Regions from separate parts of the Homo sapiens genome. Here region 2 is linked to region 1. A link is a contact called in ENCODE Hi-C data. All regions are on one chromosome and are shown on one strand. The core of a region is the stretch at or near the end of the contact, and the rest is flanking DNA. Distances in the headings are between cores, read along the strand shown. Region 1 holds the start of MIR222HG (miR222/221 cluster host gene). Region 2 holds the start of RP2 (RP2 activator of ARL3 GTPase).

Region 1 (3,605 bases), core at 819-3,318:
ACTCTAAAAACCTATAAATTCATGTGCTTCAAGAAAACTAATGCCATTCCTTAATTAAGTCAAATTGACTTGTCATGTTCACAAGTTTGGATCACCCGTTTCCTGACTTATTGGAGGACCTGCCCTTAAGAGCCGTGCTTATCTTGTCTTTCTATTTCTTTAAGAATAAATACTTATGCAAAAGTCTTGAGAGCTGCTAGTCTGAGAAAACTGATCTCAAAAGTTATCCAAGTATACAAGAGGGGGAAAAAACAATTAATATATCTCACTAGATTCATCTCCCTCCCCCACCCTCATCCCACTCCACTGCTAAGAGAGAGAAATTTCAGCACTGCTATCCTGTTTTATTATACATTTTCCCTTTTGAGTTAAGGATTTTAAGATTTTGAAAGTAACAGAACAGGAACCAAAAGTAGATTCAACTTCCAATTTGGCTTAAAAAGAAAGAAATAATTATTATTTCCTATATTACCCAAAACTTATTCTGTTAATAACAGTTATAATTATATATTCAAATTAATAAATGAAGATTGCTAAAATTGCCTATATACTTGTTAGCAGTTAAAGAAGAAAAATTTTTTCCATTTGCTTCTATAAGTAGACATCACATGATTACTTCTATTGACCAATAAGAAACTAGTAAAATCAGGCAGTCACCCACCATTCTTTTCTAATGTTCTTTTTCTTATTCTATTCAACCTTTTCAGTATATTCTTAAGAAGCCAAATCAAGAAATTAGACATTCATGCCTAAAATAAAATTGCGTTACCTTATACATCATGAACAGGAACCTGTTGTATATAACACGGGTATTCAAAGCTTTATTGTCTTTTTCTAGAACCCTTTAACATAAAGGCAGCTCAGATTCAAGATTAGAAAACTGAATTCAACAGGCAGGAACACGCATACGAAACCAGTAAGAACTACTAATCACGACCTCTCAAAATGTCATGAACCATATAGATAGAAATAACCCCCCTTTTGCTGTACTAATGTAATCCAATAGAACAAACTTAAAATTCGTGACACAAATGTAAGAAACAAAAAACAAAAATCTATTGCCATTGTAATCTACCCTTCCCAATCAGGAGAGGTGTTTCCGACGCATTACTTGAACTTTCATTTTGTACAACTTTCATCTTGTAAGGTTCTAACTAAATACTTGACATCTTAATGCAGAGGAAAGGAAAGGAGGGCAAGTAGACTAATTCTGAAAGCATCCCTTCAAATTTCATACATGCTATTCAGACTAAATGGAAATCTACATCCATGGAAAGTTAATGTCGCAATTCTACTAAACAGCCCATTCTGATTTTATGTTTCTCCTCCACTAACAAGAAAAAATAAAACAACCAAATCTAGCTGTATTACATATGTTTAGCTAAACTGATAGCACTCAGCTCATTTTTGTTAATTACCTGGCTTCTTCTCAGTCTTTATGCGGTATTCTCGTGCTGCTCTTTTTTAGAACTCCTCACTGTTTATGTGTTCTCTGTTCAACACAGTTGTTAGGGGTCTGTGAACAATTTTTCAATTCCCACACACGCATATGATATCTATTAGGGAGCAATGCCACTTTTCACTTACCAATTCTGGATAAAGGAGTATTTCCTGGTGACAGAATGCTGCTGCTTCCGTTCACTAAAACTCCCTCTTCGCAGCTTGATAAATCTGATTATAAAACGTCTTTGTTCCAGATCACACGAGGCGCTTTTCCTACAAAAGTTTTCTAAAGAGTTATCTGCATTTCATTCCTGTGACAAAACAAATCAGAACAAGGGGGGTGGGGGGGGGAACAGGGAATAAGTCCACACAAGTTCCTGGCAAAGATTTTAAGCTGCATTTTTCTGAGTTTAATCAGTAACCTATATTAAAGTGACAGTTACCAGTTCAGGAAGCCTAGAGTTTGATCAAGTCGGTCACAACCACTTTGAGAGTCTTCCACTGGTGTGCGGACTCCAAGAAAGCAGTCACTTGGTCATCTATCACATGTGGCTGAATCACTGGACAGACCACCCCCGCCCCACACACCCCCAGCCCCCGTTGAGCAGCAGCCCAGGCAGGAGAGTGGCCGGACGCCCGACCCAAGACCTCTTATAGGGACCCGCCAATTAGCTGCTGACCAATCGCAGCCAGCACCTAGTACCTAAGTCACATGATAGGGCAGTCCCTATGACTGCAGGATTTCTGAATTACTGGGGTTACACAAAGGACACTCATTCAGGAAAAGAGAAAAAAAGCCATAAGCCGAAACAGAAAACGCCCAGGCTGCGACAACTACGGCTTTAAAACAGGGAACACCCCAGCCTCACACAGACAGAGAAAGAGCCACAACCAAGCCAGGATGAAAATCAGAAGAATGTCTGGCACATATTAAAAAATAATCCCAAAGCAGACGCTGAGTTTACAAACCCACTTCAGCTATAAATCTACTCCTCCTTCCCCTTCCTCTATAGTCTCCAATAATTTTACATTCTAAACTTTTTTATTTTAAAAAGCTCCAGTGAGCCTCTGCAAAACCGCTGTAAGAAAATGTGCGAGACACATGAGCCTCTCTTCCCATCCCCTCAAAATACCCCTGAAGGAGATTCAAATTGGCCATGAAAAGATTCCTAAGTGAAATACATTTCTTTTAAAATAGTTAAATAAATTAAGTGAAATTAAACATTGCCAGAACAGATTCGTATGGTAACTAACAAATCATCTCTCTCTCAATCATTTTAAACTGTACACATCAAGGACACTCTTGTTAAGTAAACGAGCCCACTTTGTGAACTAGATACCCATTTATTTTTATTTGAATGCCCCCAATTTGTCTCTTAAACACCTTTTATGTTTAGGAAGAAATTCAACTGCGAACACCCCTACCATTGCTCCGACCTCCAAAAATGGTACTTACAAATGTTCCTTGTTTGGATCTGTCGACTTCTTCTCCCCTCCCCCGACATTTGGAGTCAAAATATGGGCTCAACCTCATCCTTCAAACCTAAAGGCCCTATTTTGATCGTGCAAGACTGCAACAGCTCCTTCTCCCAGGCAAGCCCAGAACACTGTGCCGCTTGCCATTCCCAATTTATGGAAGGAAGTGTATGTCAAACAAACCAGGTGATGACTCAGACTGCCTCCTCCAGCCACGTTTTCCCTAGAATGGGAGGGTAGTTTAAGTGCAGCCCATTTGGATGTGACTCAGTTTTATTAGACTGGTGGCTGTAGCTAAGCTGACAAGCTCACATTTTTTTTAAATAACTTGTACATTTAGAGATCAGGACGCACATTCCAACTGGTTTCAAGAATTGAATCATGTAAACAGGAGAGATGCAAGATTATTTTTAAGGTATGGCAACGCTCTGGCTCTGTTCCCTAATATTTTAAATTTCAGAACTGTGCACTGAAATTTTTACAATGGAGGCAACCAAACGTTTTAATTCACACAAGAGTAGCAAACAGGTTTTCTACATTTAGGTTTACTTGAGGTCTTTACCATGAGGGACTTGGACTCCTTCCATCCTGAAGATTCAAGTCTCTAAGTCTGGGGCCCGCGCGGCGGGTTCTTCAGGAAGTGGTTGGGAGCATGAGAGCCATGTTGCAGCTTTCACTTTTGCATT
Region 2 (3,915 bases), core at 407-2,906, 1.1 Mb after region 1:
AGCTGGGACTACAGGCACACGCCACTACGCCCGGCTAATTTTTGTATTTTTAGTAGAGACGGGGTTTCACCAGACGGGGTTTCACTGTGTTGAGCAGGATGGTCTCGATCTCCTGACCTCATGATCCTACCGCCTCGGCCTCCCAAAGTGCTGGGATGACAGCCGTGAGCCACCGCGCCCGGCCCTGCATGCCCTTTATGACATACCTTTTAGGCCAGGCGCGGTGGCTCATGCCTGTCATCCCAGCACTTTGGGAGGCCGAGGCGGGCAGATCACCTGAGGTCAGGAGATCGAGACCAGCCTGCCCAACATGGTGAAACCCCGTCTCTACTAAAAATACAAAAATTAGCCGGGCGTAGTGGCAGGCGCCTGCAGTCCCAGCTACTCTGGAGGCTGAGGCAGGATAATCACTTGAACCCGGGAGGCGGAGGTTGCAGTGAGCCGAGATGGCACTGCTGCACTCCAGCCTGGGCGACAAGAGCAAAAACTCCATCAAAAAAAAAAAAAAAAAAAAAAGATATACCTTTTTGATCTCAAGAAAGTCACAGTTCAAATAGGGAAACAATACACAATTAACTATTTTACTAAGTACTTGTGCAATTTTAGAGCCATATGTGAAAGTCTTAAGAAAACACAGAAGCAGCCTGGGGTGCGGTGGGTCCTGCCTGTAATCCCAGCACCTTGAGAGGCTGAGGCAGGATGATCGCTTGGGCCCAGGAGTTCAAGACCAGCCTGGGCGACATAGCAAGACCCCATTTCTACAAAAGTAAAAAAAAAAAAAAATAGGTGGGCATGGTGGTGCTTGCTTGTAGTTCCAGCTACTCAGGAAGGAGGCTGAGGCAGGAGGATCGCTTGAGCCCAGGAAGTCAAGGTTGCAAAGTTGCAAGGTTGCAGTGAGTTATGATTGTGCCACTGCAGCCTGAGTGACATAGCGAGACCCTGTGAAAGAAAAAGAAAGAAAGAAAGAAAGAAAGAAAGAAAGAAAGAAAGAAAGAAAGAAAGAAAGAAAGAAAGAGCACAGAAGAGGATTGGGAGGTTATGGGGTACAATTCTTGAGGGGGTGACCCTGGCCAGGCGATGAGAGGGCGGTAGGAAGGGTGATGAGGGGAGAAGAGGATTTAGAAATACAAATTTCAGGGTCTTCTTGTGTCAGCGGGAATTTCTGTCCCTCACAACTTTCATCATAAGATAAATCTAATGTTCAACTAGAGATCTCTCCCGCGCCTTGAACTTGCAAATTTATGAATCAGGGGCAAAAAAAACCCGGATACCGAGCCTGGCCTCCCACCAGCTAGAGAACCCACCAAGTTCCAGGAGGGGCGGGGCCGAGGGCGGTCCGTGCCACAGCTGTGGGCGGGGTTGTCCGTGCTTGCGCCAGAGCCGGCCCGCCCCGCCGCCAGGGGCTGTCGCAGGAGCCAGGCGTGGATTGGTATGTGGGTATGTCGGCCTCTCTTCATAGGCCGCGCAGGATTGCTCGAGAGGCTTTGATTGGCTCAACAGGCGCTGAGCGTTCATTGGCTGCGCTGGGTCGTCAGGGCGACGAAAAAGGGGAAGGGGTGCTGGGCCTGGCGGGCAAACTAAGGCTGCGGACCGTTGGGCGGTTCCGCGGGGCGTTGTCCGGAGAGCTGCGAGGCCGGGGTTCCCAGGGTTCACGCCACACTCTAGGAAGTGCCTGAGCTAGTGAGCTGGCCAACGAGCTCCGCGGGCTGGGACCATGGGCTGCTTCTTCTCCAAGAGACGGAAGGCTGACAAGGAGTCGCGGCCCGAGAACGAGGAGGAGCGGCCAAAGCAGTACAGCTGGGATCAGCGCGAGAAGGTAATGAAAGTCGTGTAGCCGCCGTCTCAGCCTCCCTGAGCCGCTCCGCCAGGTCCCTTACGGCCCGGGACCGCTGAGGGGGCCGACCCAACTGCTGCCGCACTCTCTTGAACGCGGATAGCTGAAGTCGGGGTGCACGACTTTTTTGGGGAGCGGGGACGTGAAGTACAGCGCTAGAGAGGCCGCCCAGAGGGCTGTGGAGCTCCGGAAGGAGCCTTAGGAGTTTGTTGTCGTGGTAGACAGACTCCCCCGGGAGCTTTCTCTGACTCCGAACCCTGCCTTGCTCTGACTTCCTGTTGGAGATGATCGATTCGAGAGAGGGAAAGAGCCGAGAACGCCCTGAATCTCAAATCACCTCGTTTCACCCACCGGCAGCGTCAAGCGGGGTTTTGTCCAGTCGTCGAGTTACGTATATGGGACCGATTCTCATCTCTTCCGGGGCTTAATGTTCTGTGGCTGTTTTCTCTTTTGTCTGCCCTCCCCGGCAAATCTCTTTGGTGCCTCATGATATATTTCACTGCTGAATTTTCTCAATTACCAAGTGGACTGTTTAATGTACAGCTTTACTCCCCCTCCTCTTCCAGTTATCCGAAAGAAATAATGAATATCGCATCAGTCTTGGAATGTGTATTAAGACTGTAAGGTGAAAATAAGCGGCATAAACCAGGCAGTATTTTACTGCTGGTTTAAATGAATGAAAACGCCCTTATTTTTATTTTTGTATATAGCCAGAAACGAAAAACCTTTGAAAACCTCCATTAGTCTTACACAAAACACACTCGGTCATACATTTCATAATAGTTCCTCTTTCTACATAGTTCTCCATTTGTGCTTACTAAACTACTTTGATGGACTTATCAATTATTTCTCCCAAACAAAATGAGAGATTTTTCAAATGGGTATTATGAACAGTTAACTCTTTGCTTAAGGCAACATATCTTTACCCAAGATTACTTTATAATAAATGTATTAACGTTTTGGAATCACAGACCTTTCTGCATGATTTCCAATCCCCAGCAGAATGTATTCAGGTAAGCTCTGGTCTCTAAGAGTCAGAGTTAGGAAATTGAAAGCTTTTTGCAGCTTTTCTCAGCCCCGTCTTTCTGCCCCTACTTCTCATACACACCCTTCTTGGGTCACATGGTACCTTTATTCTCTGTTAGTCATACTCGATAGTAGCATTTTATAATGTAGGGGAAGAAAGTACTATGCTTTCTATTTCACAAGAAGATTGCACCTGCCATTTAAAGTTATCTGATGGGCGGTTTTTAAAAGATATTGTTTTCCTCAGCCTTTGGCTTTCTAACAATGTTCTTTTAGCTTGAATTGTCTGCCTTAGAGAAAGTTGCATATTTCATTTTTATTTTAGTTTTTTCTTTTGAACTCAGGCTAAATCTAAACTAAATAAAATGCCTTTTTTATTTATAGTAGTCTTGGCTGCCTATGACTCATCGTTTCACAATAAATTGTTTTACAGTTAATGTTTATTAACATAATATTCAGGTTAGTTAGGACTTCTCATGTTAATCCTTCTTTTAGATAAGTGTGTGTGTCCTGTGATTTTTTTTCTTCTTTTGCCCATTGGCTAAGTAAATGCATTGAGAAATATAACATTGGACACCAACATCTAAGCTTTTTCCCCACAAATGAGTGTGTAATAAACTTTCAATTGTAGAAACTGTTTTGAGCTTACAGAGAACCTTTTTTTTTGAGAACACTACTAAGTTCTGTAGTTGTAGAGTTGTAAGAGATGTTATTGGATATATAAAATAAGCTCATGCTTCTGAGTGTGTGTATAATAAAAGTTAAAATCTTGATCAACTCAGCCAATCAAAATGAGAATTTCTAACCAAATGAGCATTCTGAAAAAAACCCCAGTTTTAAAATATTTTGGACTGTTGAAGAGAATTACCAGCTTACATTTTGAGACAATGCAGATACCACATTTCCCAACATAGCTTTTTCTTTTTAGTTTTTTTTTCTTTTGGAATTACTAGGAATTCTTTCTAAGTTGCCTCATTTTGATAGCTTGTTAAATTTTATACAATTTAAAATATTTTTTTCTAGGGCCAGGCATGGTGACTCATGCCTGTAATCCC

The links. A loop is a pair of places that touch in the nucleus more often than their neighbours do. Pooled maps may share reads with other maps.
Region 2: a loop to region 1 is called in a map of CD14-positive monocyte, with 6 times the contacts of the local background. The contact joins the promoter of RP2 here to the promoter of MIR222HG in region 1. A Hi-C loop is called at or near these places in 2 of 168 maps with a recorded cell type or tissue (CD14-positive monocyte and CD8-positive, alpha-beta T cell), 2 of 37 single-sample maps with no recorded cell type and 7 of 50 pooled maps.

What each region holds. Positions count from the first base shown.
Region 1 is chrX:45,768,199-45,771,803 of GRCh38, forward strand. It overlaps MIR222HG (miR222/221 cluster host gene), which reads right to left and starts at 2,069. Exons shown (of 2, transcript NR_170290.1): 1 at 1,887-2,069; 2 at 1-1,754.
Region 2 is chrX:46,835,387-46,839,301 of GRCh38, forward strand. RP2 (RP2 activator of ARL3 GTPase) reads left to right here and starts at 1,657. Exons shown (of 5, transcript NM_006915.3): 1 at 1,657-1,816. The coding sequence starts at 1,715. RefSeq lists a silencer at 1,259-1,338 and an enhancer at 1,649-1,788.